Linked DNA regions of Homo sapiens: all the other regions are linked to region 1. Evidence: chromatin contacts called from ENCODE Hi-C data. All regions are on one chromosome and are shown on one strand. Each heading gives the region's core, a stretch centred on a gene start or an enhancer-like site at or near the end of the contact. The rest is flanking DNA. Distances are from core to core; before and after follow the strand shown. Region 1 has its middle 3.9 kb from the start of MIR4645. Region 2 overlaps BLOC1S5-TXNDC5 (BLOC1S5-TXNDC5 readthrough (NMD candidate)). Region 3 holds the start of TXNDC5 (thioredoxin domain containing 5).

Region 1 (4,721 bases), core at 791-3,290:
TTCCACATCTTTGCTATCCATTGCGCCTGGCTTTGTCCACTCGCTGACTTCTTCATATATAAGCTCATTTTCCACCTGGAAGAAAAGAGGAGAGAGCCTTAGGGCCCCAGCATTGGGTCCGCACCGAGGCCTACACTGCTCCCCCCATTCCCACCTAGGACCATGGCATCCCAGTCCTCTCTCCCTGTGGGAGGCTTTCACAGAGGTTCACATGGGCCCAGGCCACTATGATTTTCTGAGTCTCCTTGTTTAATAAAGAAAATGAAGTGCCAAATATTGTGGTATGTTTTAAAATTTTGTATTTAACAAGTGATCTTTCAAAAATGCAATGCAATCTAATTGCGCTATTCCGAAGTTAAGCATAGGATTTAGAAAACATTCTTATGGCATTTCTTTCATGGAACATGAGCTTAACTTTTATCATTAAAGTAATTTCTGTCCGTCTTTTCAGTGTATCTGTCTCTGTGACTCTAAGTATAGTAAGATTACTAGGAAATAATTTCAACATTTTAACTTTGAGGCCCTATGTGAGGCCCAAGATAAGCCCCACGCACCCCCATTCCCAGCCACAGGCTCTGCTGCCTGGCACCTCAAGGTCTGGACCCTGTACAGGGCTCCCACATGTCGACACAAGCTCCCATGTGTCACCTGTGCCTAGTAGAGAGGTGTATATTGCAACAAAAACTACAAATCAAAACAGGGCTGCAGCTCAAGAATCTTCAAGTTTCCTGTACCCCACCACTGGTTTAAGACAAGGATCAAGTTCATTTCAAGTAACTTATTAGTTACTAGTTAGTAATTGGTGGTAATTTCTTTTTTTTCTTTTTTTTTTAGATGGAGTCTCACCCTGTTGCCCAGGCTGGAGTGCAGTGGCACGATCTTGGCTCACTGCAAGCTCCACCTCCCGAGTTCAAGCCATTCTCCTGCCTCAGCCTCCCCAAGTATCTGGGACTACAGGTGCCTGCCACCATGCCTGGCTAATTTTTGTATTTCTAGTAGAGACAGGGTTTCAGCATGTTGGCCAGGCTGGTCTCGAACTCCTGACCTAAGGTGATCCACCCACCTTGGCCTCCCAAAGTGCTGAGATTACAGGCGTGAGCCACTGTACCCAGCCGATAATTTCATAGATTATCAGCTACCCTGCACATATTCATGTATTGCTTGTCAGTTGACAGGAAAGAGTCTTATCTTATTGGCCAAGAATTTAGCCGGCATCTTTGATCCCATCAGCAGTTTTGCACTTGATATTTGAGGAGTTTCAAAATGCTAGGAGGCTTTGATATTTTCTTTCACCTCAAAACGAAAATGAAACATGGTCCAAAAAGTTTGCGCTAAGACCAAATGGCCAGTGCAATTTGTACAAAGAGTTAACACTGTCCTTTTGGATTTTCAGAAAAAGAGCAAGTAACCTTTATGGAGACTGAAACCATAGCCATTTCCATGGAAGGTTGGGGCAAGAAGCCCTATTTTCAATTTGCTCACACAGAGGCTCTTCATGGGAAGGCCAGACTGCCATGGATGAAACATACAGCGGGGATGTATCCGAACACCGTCTCCTGGCCTGTGAAACAGACCAAGAAGTCCCCTTGGAGTTAGAGGGGCCTCTGTGAGCCCTGAGAGATGCTGCAGCCCAAGGAAGACATGGGAGGAGGCACTAAGCAGTGTCCCAGGAAGTCACATAAAGAAAACATCATTGGCTGCGCTGCTGCAAATCTGTGTCTGGGAGTTTGGGCCAGGGTGAGAGGGTCGCAGGCTCTGGGCGAGGTTTAGGAAGCAGGAAAGAGGAGTGGACCCGCTGGAAGCCAGAGGACAAGGTGGACGGGGTACAAGGAAAGGGGTCCGCCAAGGGCAGCCTGGGAGGACCCTCCTTGATCATGAAAAAAATGAGCAAACGGACACAAATGTCTTTTCAAAAAAGATGCCAAAGGTTGGCCTCAGCAAAGTCCCCTGAAGCATCCCCTTCTTGCTTTCCCTGAGAAGCTAGATTCTGCGTGTGGGGTGGGGCATCCGGACTTGGTGGCTTTCCTTCTGAGCTTTCCCCACCTGAGTCATCTGCAAAGGGCAAGGCTGCAGGCGGGAGAGGCCGGTGTGATGTGACCGCCAGCCACGGTCCCCACACCCCTCTCTGAGGGCTGTCCCCTCCACCTCATGCCATGACAGGAAACTTTATGACCTGTTCACTAAAAAATCACTTAAGGATTGGAAAGCACCTGTCTATAAATAAAGGCAAGGGGGCTGCCATTTTAAAATTGGGGGTGAGACTGGTCGTGTGCTCTCGAGTGGGCGGGGACTTACAGTAACTCAGAGGCAGGGCAGTTCAGGAGCTGTACATGAGCAGAGGCCCGGGTGCTTGGAGGCCGGCCAGCGTTGGTGGGCCTTCCTGAGGACAGGGTATTTGAGACATACAACAACAGACATAAGCAAGGTTATGATAAAGCTGCAAACCGTTTTCCTGTTTTCATGGGGGCGTAAAGCTAAAGCAGCACTGAATTAACTCTCGAAGTGGGAGGAGAGATCACTGTTGAGGCGGGAGAGGGGATATGGAAAAGTCTGCGTTAGGACTCAGCTGTGTCTGCCGCCAAGGCAAGGGTAACTAATAGATAACAGGCCTTAAGAATTGCTATCTTTGCTCCTCTTCCTGTCTCCCCCTCTCCCTCCCCCTCCCCCTTCCACCCTGTTTCTCCCTTCCTCTCACCCCCTCTCTGCTTCCTGTACTTTTTTTTTTTTTTTTTTTGAGCCAGAGGCTTGCTTTGTTTCCCAGCCTGGAGTGCAGTGGCGGGATCTGGGCTCACTGCGACCTCTGCCTCCCGGGTTCAAGCAATTCTCCTGCCTCAGCCTCCCGAGTAGCTGGGATTACAGGCACACGCAACCATGCCTGGCTAATTTTTGTAATGTTAGTAGAGATGGGGTTTCACCATATTGGTCAGGCTGGTCTTGATCTCTTGACCTTGTGATCTGCCCACCCCAGCCTCCCAAAGTGCTGGGATTACAGGCATAAGCCACCATGCCTGGTCTCTTCTTTCTTTCATCTGGCTTCTAGAAAAAGAAAGTTCTGCCTCAAGGCCTGGGAAAAATAGTTTGGTTTCATTTTGTTTTTCTCCAGCTGACAGTGGTTCTCTGAGTGAATGCCCCTTTCTCATGGCCCCACCTCTGTTTGACCCACCCTACCTCTTCCCCACACCCAAACCAGCCTCCTTCTGCTGCCAGATCATCCTCGGAGCCAGAGATCCCCGCTGGTTTGGACAATAAACATTTGTTGTGCACTTTCTATTACAGTGCCAAATATCAGGTTAGGTTCTGGGGAGATGAGAAAGGATTAAGCAGTGTCCCAGCCTCCAAGGAGATCATGTGACTCCACTGATCATAAATGATGGCCCTGGAAAAAGTTCCAACTCCTCTTCAGTATGGCTCCAGCTGAATGGCTCTGTCCCCTGCCCCTTCTCTGTCTGGGCTGGTCCCTCTGGTAACTGTCTTATGGGTCTTCTCCCTCCACACCGTCGCTCATGCAGGCCCTTCAGTGTAGTACAGCCTCACAGATGCTCAGCTCAGCAGCCCTTTGCTTGAGCTTTTGGGTTTAACCTCCATCCTCTTCCTGTTGTCTGTATCTCTGCGTCATCAAACATCTAAATTTAAGTCTCCTATCTGTGTGATCTTAGACAAGTGTCTAGTGTCAAGTGTCTAGTGGACAAAGGTTTCTAAACCTTTGTCCTCCATTCCTCATTTGTGAAAGGAAGGTAATGGCTTCCGCTTTGTCCATGGCTTAGAGTTGTTCTAAAAATCAAATAACATGATAAATAAATTTAAAAAAAAACAAGTAAGATAACAAGGGCTGGTCCAGATGTGGAGGAAGGGAACACCTGCACACTGTTGCTGGGAATTTAAATTAGTACAAGCATTCAGGGAAACAGTATGGAAGTCCCGCAAAAAATTAAAAATAGAATTACCGTATGATCCAGCAATTTCACTACTGGGTATATCTCCAAAGGAAATGAAATCCTTACCTTGAAGTGGTATCTACACTCCCATGTTCATTGGAGCACTATTCACAATGGCCAAGATATGAAAACAAGCCAAGTGTCTGTCCATGAATGAATGGCTACAGAAAGTGTGGTATACATATATCTGGTGGAATATTATCCAATCTTAAAAAAAAATTGTCATTTTCGACATGGATGAACTTAGAAAACATTATGCTAAGTGAAATAAACCAGGCCCAGGCACAGAAAGACAAATACTGAATGATTTCATTGATATCTGGAATCTAAACTAGAACTCATGAAAGCAGAGAGTAGAAAGCGGCTTGCCTGGGGCTGGGGAACACGGGAATGGGGAGACGTTGGTCAAAGTGGGAGGTGACAGCGTGCTGGCAGTTCTCAGAGCCCTCTCTTGCTCTCGGCACCTCCTCTGCCTGGGATCCCACTTTGGTGGCATTTGAGGAGCCCTTCGGCCCCCCCACTGCACTGTGGGAGCCCCTTTCTGGGCTGGCCAAGGCTGGAGCCCACTCCCTCAGCTTGCAGGGAGGTGTGGAGGGAGAGGCACGAGCGGGAACCGGGGCTGCGTGCAGCGCTTGCTGGCCAGCTGGAGTTCCGGGTGGACGTGGGCTTGGCGGGCCGCGCACTCGGAGCAGCCGGCCCTGCTGGCCCCGGGCAATGGGGGACTTAGCACCCGGGCCAGCGGCTGCGGAGGGTGTACTGGGTCCCGCAGCAGTGCCAGCCCACCGG
Region 2 (4,721 bases), core at 829-3,328, 5.1 Mb after region 1:
AGTAGCTGGGATTACAGGCGTGCACCACCACGCGCTACTATTTTTTTTTTTTTTTTTGGTATTTTTAGTAGAGACGGGGTTTCACTTTGTTAGCCAGGCTGATCTCGAACTCCTGACCCCAAGTGATCCACCAGCCTCGGTCTCACAAAGTGCTGGGATTAGAGGCATGAGTCGCCGTGCCCAACCACACGTTTTTTTAAATTAGCCAATCCACAACCCCCATGGGAAACCCTAAGGGATAAGGTCCACGGATCTTAATAAAGGCATAATCCCACAGGTCCTCTCTCTCTCTCGCTCTCCCCTCTCTCCCTTACTCCCCACTCCCTCTCCCTGGTTGAGCTCTCTGACACCCCTGGACTTTTCCTTAGCCTCCTGTTGGCAGCTCTGACCTTTCCGGGATCTGTAAGTTATACAGTTCTTCTGTTTCAGCCATTTTGGTTTCATTCCCTCATTTTGTCTCACTTGATGGACACAGGTGAACCTAGCTCCCCCACCCCACGCTGTTAGGGCTCTCCCAGAGAGTGGCTTCTTGGTTTTTGGCGTGTGTGTGTGTGTGTGTGTGTGTGTGTGTGTGTGTGCCGCAGTCTCGCTCTGTCACCCAGGCTGGAGTGCAGCGGCGCGATCTCGGCTCACTGCAGCCTCCGCCTCCCGGGTTCACGCCATTCTCCTGCCTCAGCCTCCCGAGTAGCTGGGACTACAGGCGCCCGCCACCACGCCCGGCTAAATTTTTGTGTTTTTGGTAGAGACGGGTTTTCACCGTGTTAGCCAGGATGGTCTGGATCTCTTGACCTCGTGATCCGCCCACCTCGGCCTCCCAAAGTGCTGGAATTACAGGTGTGAGCCACCGCGCCCGGCCAGGTTTTGGCCACTCTCAAAAGTGGAGACCTCAAAACCAAATTAGAAAGAACCACGGCGATGGAACTCACGACACAGGGTAACGGGATAAAGAGAGAAAGGGAGACACTTCAACATCCCTGTATTAGCCTTGACGGCTCAATTCATCAAAAAATACAGATTGAATATATAAGAAATACATATAAAAATGAAAAATATAATTAAAAGTACACATTATTTCATCATAACTTAAAAAATTAAAAGCTAATTAAAAATTTTTGGTTAAAAAGCTATTTAGAAAATGTTTAAAAACTCAATAAGTGGTTAAAGGAGAAAATTAACACTATAGTTACAATTATTTAGAAAAAATATGAGAAAATGTAAGTAAAATTATAGGAGACAAATTTTGCTCCTTGAGGCAAAGATTTTCACAGATTTCCCAAAAATAACATAAAAATCACTTACCATAAAAGAAAAATTTGATAAATTGGACTTCATCAAAATTAAAAACTTTTGCTCTTCAAAATAAACTGTTTTTTGGGGAGCTGAAGGAAATGTGCATTATCTTGATTGTGATGATGGCTTCAATGGTGTATACATGTCAAAACTCATCAAATTGTACACCTTAAACATATGTAATTTATTGTGGTCAACTATGTGTCAATAAAGTTGCAATGAAGAATTGGAAATAAAGAATTGGCAACTAAATACTTTTTTTTTTTTTTGAGACAGGGTCTCGCGCGGTCACCCAGGCTGGAGTGCAGTGATGCCATCATGGCTCACTGCAACCTCTGCCTCCCGGCTCAATTGATCCTCCCCTTCAAACTCCCCAATAGCTGGGACTACAGGTACTTGCCACCATGCCTGGCTAAATTTTGCTCAGTACAACTTTTTAAAACATGAACTAATTGTTGAGAAAATTAAAAGGCAAGCCATCAACCAGGAGAAAATATTTGTAATTAATGAGTCTGGCAAAGCACTTAAATTTAGAAAATATAAATAACTCTTACTATTCAACGATGGAACAAACAACACACAACCACACAGCCCATAAACTAAAGAGATCGGCACTACCCCCCGAAATGTACAAATGACCAAAAATAACATGAAAAGATGCTCACTATCTTTAGTCATCAGAGAAATGCAACTTAAAACCACAAAGAGATACCATTATACCGAACCGAGAACAGCTAAAAATAAAAAGACTACTAATAATCTCATTTATATACAGAATCTAAAACAAAAACCAACTCATAGAAACAGAGAGGAGAATGGTGGTTGGCAGGAGTTGTGGGTGGGGAAATGGGGAGATGTTGGTCAAAGGGTACAGAGTTTCACTTACAAAATGAGTAAGTTGGCCAGGTGCAGTGGCTCACACCTGCAATCCCAGCACTTTGGGAGGCCAAGGCAGGCAGATCACCTGAAACCAGGAGTTCAAGATCAGCCTGACCAACATGGTGAAACCCCATCTCTACTAAAAATACAAAAATTAGCTGGGTATAGTGGTGCACGCCTGTAATCCCAGCTACGTGGGAGGCTGAGGCAGAGAATCGCTTGAACCCAGGAGGCGAAGGTTGCAGTGAGCCAAGATCACAAGATCACGTCACTGCACTCCAGTGACTCTATCCCAAAAAAACAAAGCAAGTTCTAGAGACCTAATGTACAGCACAGTAACTGTAGTTAATAATAATGCATTATATGCCCGTAATTTGCTAAGAGAGGAGGTCTTAAGTATTCTCACTGCACGAGCACGCACGCACACACACACCCCCAAAAAGGTAACTATCTGAGGTGATGAATATGTTAATTAGCTTGTGATAATCATTTCACAATGTATACATGTATCAAAAATCATGTTGTACAACTTGAATTATATAATTTTTTATAAATTATACCTCAATAAAGTTAAAAAAACAAGGTTCAAGTTATAAAACATAGATATGTATAAGGATGTGAATATGTATATAAGCAATCAATATAGGAAAAATACATATACACAAATATATGCACATATACATTTCCTATTGAAAAGATGATGGCACCACATCCCTCTGTCTTGTCAAGGCAGTGCTTAGTTAAGAACACACCCCATCTACCACCAGGCAATTCAGTAAAAACAATGAGTGCTTTGTTTTTATGATGAGAAGGTAATGTATATAGTCTGCCACAATAATTTTCTGCTGTCTGCTTTTTTCATACTTAACAACTACTCTGATAACTCTTTCTAGAACATTCTCAGAATTAGCTCTAACCAAGCTCTAGCCCAAATGCCACTTTTACCTCTCAAATAAACTGCTTTTCCTACAGCCTGGACATCAAAAAAGTCCAAATAAGTGACCAAGAAATGGAAGAACACTTTTGAGTGACTGAGGAAGGGAAGAAATTAAATGAGCCAAGTCAGAACTCTCTGTAGGGTGAAGGTGAATGGGAAGCGTTGGGAAAAATCATTAGCACTTTTATGAAATGTATACATTTAAGATTATTTGTTGTTTTTGCCAGACTCCTTCCAGGCAAAGCATACATTTATAAATGTTTAAGTGTATTTTTTTTAAGTTCATTGCAGCTATAGAAATTGTTCCATAATGTGGAAGCCCCTGCCAAGTTTCCAGCTCTCAATTTCCCGAGATGTATAATTATATTATTATTATTATTATTATTTTTTGAGTTGGAGTCTCACTCTGTTGCCCAGGCTGGAGTGCAGTGGCGCGATCTCGGCCTACTGCAAGCTCTGCCTCCCAGGTTCACACTATTCTCCTGCCTCAGCCTTCCGAGTAGCTGGGACTACAGGCGTGTGCCACCACACCTGGCTAATTTTTTTGTATTTTTAGTAGAGACGGGGTTTCACCGTTTTGGCCGGGATGGTCTCGATCTCCTGACCTTGTGATCCACCCACCTCGGCCTCCCAAAGTGCTGGGATTACAGGTGTGAGCCACCGCACCCGGCCAGAATTATATTATTATATTATTTCGATTAAATGATTTGACTCTGTTTCTTCTGTATTAATGTTGATGTATCTTTCAGTGCATACTTGATACTTAAAAAAAAGAAAGACTACCAATACCAAGTGTTGGCAAGGATGTGGAGCAACTGAAACTCTCCTGTACCACTGGTGGGGATATAAAATAAAACATCCATTTTGGAAACGTTTGGCAGTTTCTTACAAAGTTAAGGATGCACTTAACATATCATTTAGCAAATCTGCCCCCAGGATTTTGCAAAAAAGAGATGAAAACACATCCACAAAAGACTTGTCTATGAATATTCACAGCAGCTTAATTCAAAATAGCCAAAAGGTGGGAAACAACTCAAACATCTATCAGTGAGTGAATGAATACACAAGTTGTGGTATGTTCATACAGTAATAAGATGCTACTCAGCAATAACAATAAAAGAACTGTTGATATACAGAACAACATAGATGAATCTCAAAAACAGGCTGAGTGAAAGAGGTCAGATACAAAGATTCCACTTACGTATGCATGATTCTACTTCTAGCAGCTTTCTGGATGGATGGAAATGTTCTGTACCTCGACTAGGGTGCTGGTACGTGGATTTATACATTTGTCAATACTCATCAAACTCTTAAGTGTACACATCTTATTGTACATAAATTATACCTCAATAAAGTTTATTTAAAAACACAAAAAGCAGCCATTCTGTTGCAGCTCATTGTGTAGGAAAGACATGTACACAATTTTGATGTGCTTATATTAATTACAGTGCAAACCGTGTTAAGAGCGCAAGCATGAAGAATATAAGTACACACCTTCATATAGCCACATCCACAGATTTTCACTTGATATATTGACTTTAAAAACATTTTGAGTCTTTGCTTAAAATTTTTCAGATACTCAAAATGGATAAAACTGGAAGACAGGTTAGGTTTT
Region 3 (4,721 bases), core at 748-3,247, 5.1 Mb after region 1:
TGCGTACCACTGGTTTCAGGCTGGGTAACAGAGCAAGATCCCATCTCTAAAATAAATAAATAATGAAGAAAGAAAAAAGAAAACCCATCGACAGATGTATTCCACTGAAATAGGCTCCAATTAAGTAGTACACTTAATTGAAATAGTTGCTGAGAATACTCCCGAACAAAGAGAAACTGTTAATACTGCCTGATTGTTTTATGTTACAAAGTAATTTCTAAACCATTGGAGTTGTAAAAATTCGAGTCAGTTGGTTCTTAGGAATGTGAAACATAATGTACTTCATATACACATTGTTAATAAACCCACAGTGGCCCTAAAAGTTGATTTAACTCCAAATGAACTGAAACGCAGTAATAGCCTGAATACAAGGTTAAGAGAAAAACGTTTCTCCCAGTTTGAAAGGTACAATTTCTGAACTGGCCATTTTTCTTAGGGTACCTTTTCTCTATGCCTCCCTACATCCCTTTCCCAAGTGAGCCTCTACTGAGCTCTGGGGAAGAATACCAAGTTCTGCAACAAGAACCTGCAGGCTATTCCAACCTCTCAAAGGTCTTGTGTCCTAAAATTATGGCTTTCTGCTCTGGCCTGTGGTCACTTCCCTTCCTCGGGGCATCCCGGCACTGGCAGGAAAGCTGTGCACATGCTTGTGTGAATGACAGGAAGCTCTTCCGTGGGATGAGTGCCAGGGTAGGGTCTCTCAGGTCAGCAGCGAGGCCCACACCAAAGCCTCGCCCAGAGAACCAAAGCAAGAGGGACCATCTGCTCAACGGAGGGGCTTTTCCGATCTCACACATAACAAGTGACCTGGACCCGAGAGAGCAGCAGGGAGGTGACAGGACAGCCTGGAGTTGAGGACCAGTGGGCTCCGTTCAGAGATTACATCCACCCTGAGCTGCAGGGGGGCGGAGGGGTTCCAGAATTCGCACTACCTTGGTCTTCCCGGGGTAGCTCAGCAACCCTCCTCTGCCCGGACCACTCCTTCCTATCCCACAAAAGACGCACAAAGTGGGAAACCACACCTTCCTGGGTTCTATTTTTCAGTTAAAGCCTCTGGAAGGGGACGTGCCCGCAGTCTGTCCCAGCCGACCCCGGTGGCCGCGGCAGCAGCAAGGCCGCTCTGGTGAGTGCACGTGGCCCACGGGCAGGCCGCGCGTCCGGCCGGCACAGGAAGTTTGGGGCGCTGGGCAGGGACCGCGGGGTGACATTTGGACTCCCGGCTGCCCGAAAGGGCGACGACCCCACCTTCCCCTCCCTCGGTGCCGAGGTGCAAGAGGCGGTTGAATTCAGGAGCGCGGCGCAGGGCGGGCTTTTCCCGGCTGTCCCCTAGGGGTCCGCCCCCTCCTCCCGCACCGCCCCGGCCGCCGAGCGCCACGTCAGCCGCCAGTGCCCGGCCCGCTGAGCTCACGCCTCCCGACCCGGAGCCCCAAGCCCTCGGTCCCCTGCAGTCCCCGGCTCCCGGCCCCGAGCCGCGGCGCCCGCGCCCCCCGCTCCCCGCCAGCCGGAGCCCCGAACCCGCAGGGTCCCCGCGCTCCCGGCCCCGCGCCCCCAGTATTACACCCCGCACCCCTGAGCCCCGAGCCCCGCGCCCGTAGCACGCACGCCGCAGACCAGAGCCGTCGGCGTCCACGTGGCCCCGGGACCCCCCGCCCGCGGCGCCCAAGCGCCCCACGCCCCGCGAAGCGCCAAGTGCGGGGCAGGGCGCCGGCCTGCGCGGCGTTACCAGGGCGCGAAGAACATGACGAAGTGCGCGGCGCTCTGGATCCCGTGCGTGAACATGTCGGCCGTGTACAGGTGCTTGCTGTGCGGGTCCTGTCCGTCCTCGCCGTCTGCCGCGGGGGGCCCGTCCGCCGCCGCCGCCGCCGCCTCCTGGGCCCGGGCGCCCCAGCGCCCGCCGCCGCCATGGCCCAGCAGCAGCAGCAGCAGCGCAGTCAGGGCCGCCGGCCGGGCCAGCAGCGGGAGGAGGCGTCCTGGGCGCGCGGGCATCGCGGCGGGGCTGGGCGCGCTCTCGCCGCGGCCTCCGGTCCCCTCGCAGCGCCCGCCCCGCGCCCCGCCCCGGAGAGGCCGCGCCCCTTCCTCTCCCCGCCCGCCCGCGCCGGCGCGCGACCGCTACCCGCCCGAGCCCCGGCTCCGCGCACCGGCAGGGAAGGGCTGGAGCGAGGGACCGAGTCTGGGAGAGCCTTCCGAGTCCGGCCTCCTGCCTTCCCGCCATGGGACGGCTCGCCCCAATCCCGCGAGGCTCCTGCGCCTCCGCAACCCAGGCCCGCACCCCTTTCCCCAGGGGCCCGCTCTGCTCAGAGCGGCGGTGAACACACGAAGTAACGATGAGGCCAGCGGGAAGCCACGGAGGGGCAGGTCAGCCTCGGCTAATCTCAGCTCACACAAGCACCCCGCGATTTCAGGCCAAAGGAAGGAGAGAGCTGCTGTCAGCAGAATATAGGAAATCGGGCAAAAGACGGTGGGGTTTGCACCTGAATTAGTTAGATTCTTGGCCAGAGCTCAACTGTGATTCTCGACCTGGGCTCAGAGGGGTGATGAAACCCGCTTCCCAAGTGAACCCCTTGCTGGTTACCCCTGCCCGGCCTCAACTCAGGGATGAAGAGGAAAGAAAGTCAAAGCGGCCTCTTCTAGACAAGAAGGCACCTAGCAGGACTGACTGGGGTCCTACTGTGCCCTCATTTATGCCGGTTACTAAAATGAATGACAGCACGCCTGCTATGGCTGAACTCAGCCTGTGGAATGGCCCGAAGGCATCCCTGCCCAGCGACTCATAACTCGCACCTGCACACACACCTTACAGCAGATGGTAATCGAAAGCTCCAGCCCTACCCCGGGGATCTGAAGCTAAATTAGAATCACCGGGTTGCTCTCCGGGATCCTGCCTGCTCTTTGATTATCCTCAATCCAGGAAGCCCCAGGTAGTTAACTCCTGGCTTGGCAACAGGGGACGCGCCCACTGTCTCACCTGTCATTATTCTGCTCCCGCCTTAGGCCCAGCCACTTATGAACCTTTAACCATGGGTTGCCAAACACCAAAACCATCAATCTCCCTCCAAAGTCTGTTCTTCCAGCCACTTAAGCTTGAAACATGGGAGGCATCTTGTATTGCTCGCTCTTTTCCCGTGTGTCTCAAAATTCAACCGCATTTCCTGTAACCATGATTTCCTTCCAGCATTCTCAGTGTTCATACCCTGAACGGAGACTAAGCCTGGCCTATTGCAGTAGCTTTCTAAGAGTCTCTTTCATTCACATGGCTGGAAAATTAATTTTCCTAAAGCCTGCCTTTGACCAAGACAGTTTGCTGCTTAAACTTGGACCAAAACGCCACCACTGTCCCCATGGCCTTGGCCGATGGGGTGAAATAGTCATGCCTGGGGCAGCCATTCAAGGCCTTCCGTGATGTGGTTGCATCATGCTTTGTGTCCCTGTGAAACTCACTCAACACTAGAAATCCAGGGATTCTCTCCAATAACTGTTATTGCCAAACTCTAATCCCTGTGTTCTCCAACACCTCAAACCTCCCAAACCCTTCCACGGTGCTGTTGGGAAATTCCCACAAGCATCGCCATACACTCTTACAGCATCAGTGTCTTTCGTTTTTAACTGAAACACAGTTCTAGGAGCTCTCTCAAGTGTTGGCTGCTCATTCTTTCACACCTGGAGTCCCTCAGAGCCAGGAAGTAAAGCTGATGCCTTCCTGGTTCCCCATTGCTCCTTCCAAATCCTACAAAACCTTCAGTACTCCTTAAATTGATGCCACTGGGCATGGCACCCTCTTCCCTGCCAGTTCCTGTCATTCTTCCACATCACTCTTCCTGGTTCAGTGAAGACTTTGGTTCCTGGCTCACAGTGTTCCTGGCCACCCCTTTCCTGTCTTTCATTCCTGGCATCTTCAGCATCCAGGTGGATGCTCCATCTACCTTTCCCTCAGTAACTCACACCCAAAAGGGAGACCCTAGCACTTGTCATCACCAGCATCTGCACCATCTCCAAAATCTGAAGGCATCCACTCTGCCCAGCACCTCCTCGACTGTTTGCTCAAGAAACCCATTTCTGCAATGCTTCTTTCTCATCATGACCTCTGAGCTACCCACCCCACCATCTTCTACAATCCCCTCGCAGCCCAACAGACTGCTATGTCTTCTCTTGCCTCTTGGCCAAGTTACAGCCCATGGAGTCTCACCCTTCACTTCCTGCCCTGCCACATTCTCCCCACAGATGCTGGTGAGCTTTGTCTCTCTGGGTTCCCTGTGCCTTCAACCAGGTAGCCAGACTCTGCTGGAGAAAAATCGCACAGTCAAGCCGCATGTCTCCTTCACACTGGTAAAAATAAGCCTTAAATTCCTCCTCACCCCTGCCCTAAAACTGACTACCTCTGCCTAGGCAGTGTGCTGCCCCACTCTCTGAGATGCTTCCATACTTCCACTGACACTGCTCCTCCTCTCCTCTCCCCACCCCACCCTGTCAGTCGCCATCCTCTCAGCTGCCAGCTTTATCTCATGTTTCTGAGAAAAATGAAGCCAAAAGCATGAGCTCCCTTATCCCTCCCCCGCCAAATCTACACACCCCTGCACAGGCGCCTTTCCCTCTGCCCACAAAGGAGCAAGTCAGTATATCCCTGCCTAGCAAAGCCCAGTCCTCCAGAATAATGCCCCTCACGGATAACCAGGTCCTAATTCCTGAAACATCTGATTGTTTCTTTATATGGCAGAAGGCTTTGC

Evidence for each region. A loop is a pair of places that touch in the nucleus more often than their neighbours do. Pooled maps may share reads with other maps.
Region 2: a map with no recorded cell type shows a loop between it and region 1 (15-fold over the local background). The contact joins two enhancer-like sites. A Hi-C loop is called at or near these places in 2 of 37 single-sample maps with no recorded cell type and 4 of 50 pooled maps.
Region 3: a map with no recorded cell type shows a loop between it and region 1 (9-fold over the local background). The contact joins the promoter of TXNDC5 here to the enhancer-like site in region 1. A Hi-C loop is called at or near these places in 2 of 37 single-sample maps with no recorded cell type and 3 of 50 pooled maps.

Annotation. Positions count from the first base shown.
Region 1 is chr6:2,855,616-2,860,336 of GRCh38, forward strand. It overlaps the pseudogene SERPINB9P1. Among named protein-coding and RNA genes, the nearest start is that of MIR4645, 3.9 kb to the left of the region's middle. RefSeq lists an enhancer at 2,964-3,543. Within about 2 kb of position 2,041, at least 23 of the 41 ENCODE cell types and tissues checked have a DNase peak (open chromatin) inside an H3K27ac peak, as active enhancers do.
Region 2 is chr6:7,961,278-7,965,998 of GRCh38, forward strand. All of the region lies in intron 4 of BLOC1S5-TXNDC5 (BLOC1S5-TXNDC5 readthrough (NMD candidate)), which reads right to left. Among named protein-coding and RNA genes, the nearest start is that of TXNDC5, 53 kb to the left of the region's middle. RefSeq lists an enhancer at 2,405-2,454. Within about 2 kb of position 2,079, at least 3 of the 41 ENCODE cell types and tissues checked have a DNase peak (open chromatin) inside an H3K27ac peak, as active enhancers do.
Region 3 is chr6:7,908,791-7,913,511 of GRCh38, forward strand. TXNDC5 (thioredoxin domain containing 5) reads right to left here and starts at 1,998. Exons shown (of 10, transcript NM_030810.5): 1 at 1,724-1,998. The coding sequence starts at 1,986. The region is part of intron 4 of BLOC1S5-TXNDC5 (BLOC1S5-TXNDC5 readthrough (NMD candidate)); the gene reads right to left. RefSeq lists silencers at 1,073-1,162, 1,363-1,482, 1,853-2,282 and an enhancer at 4,123-4,272.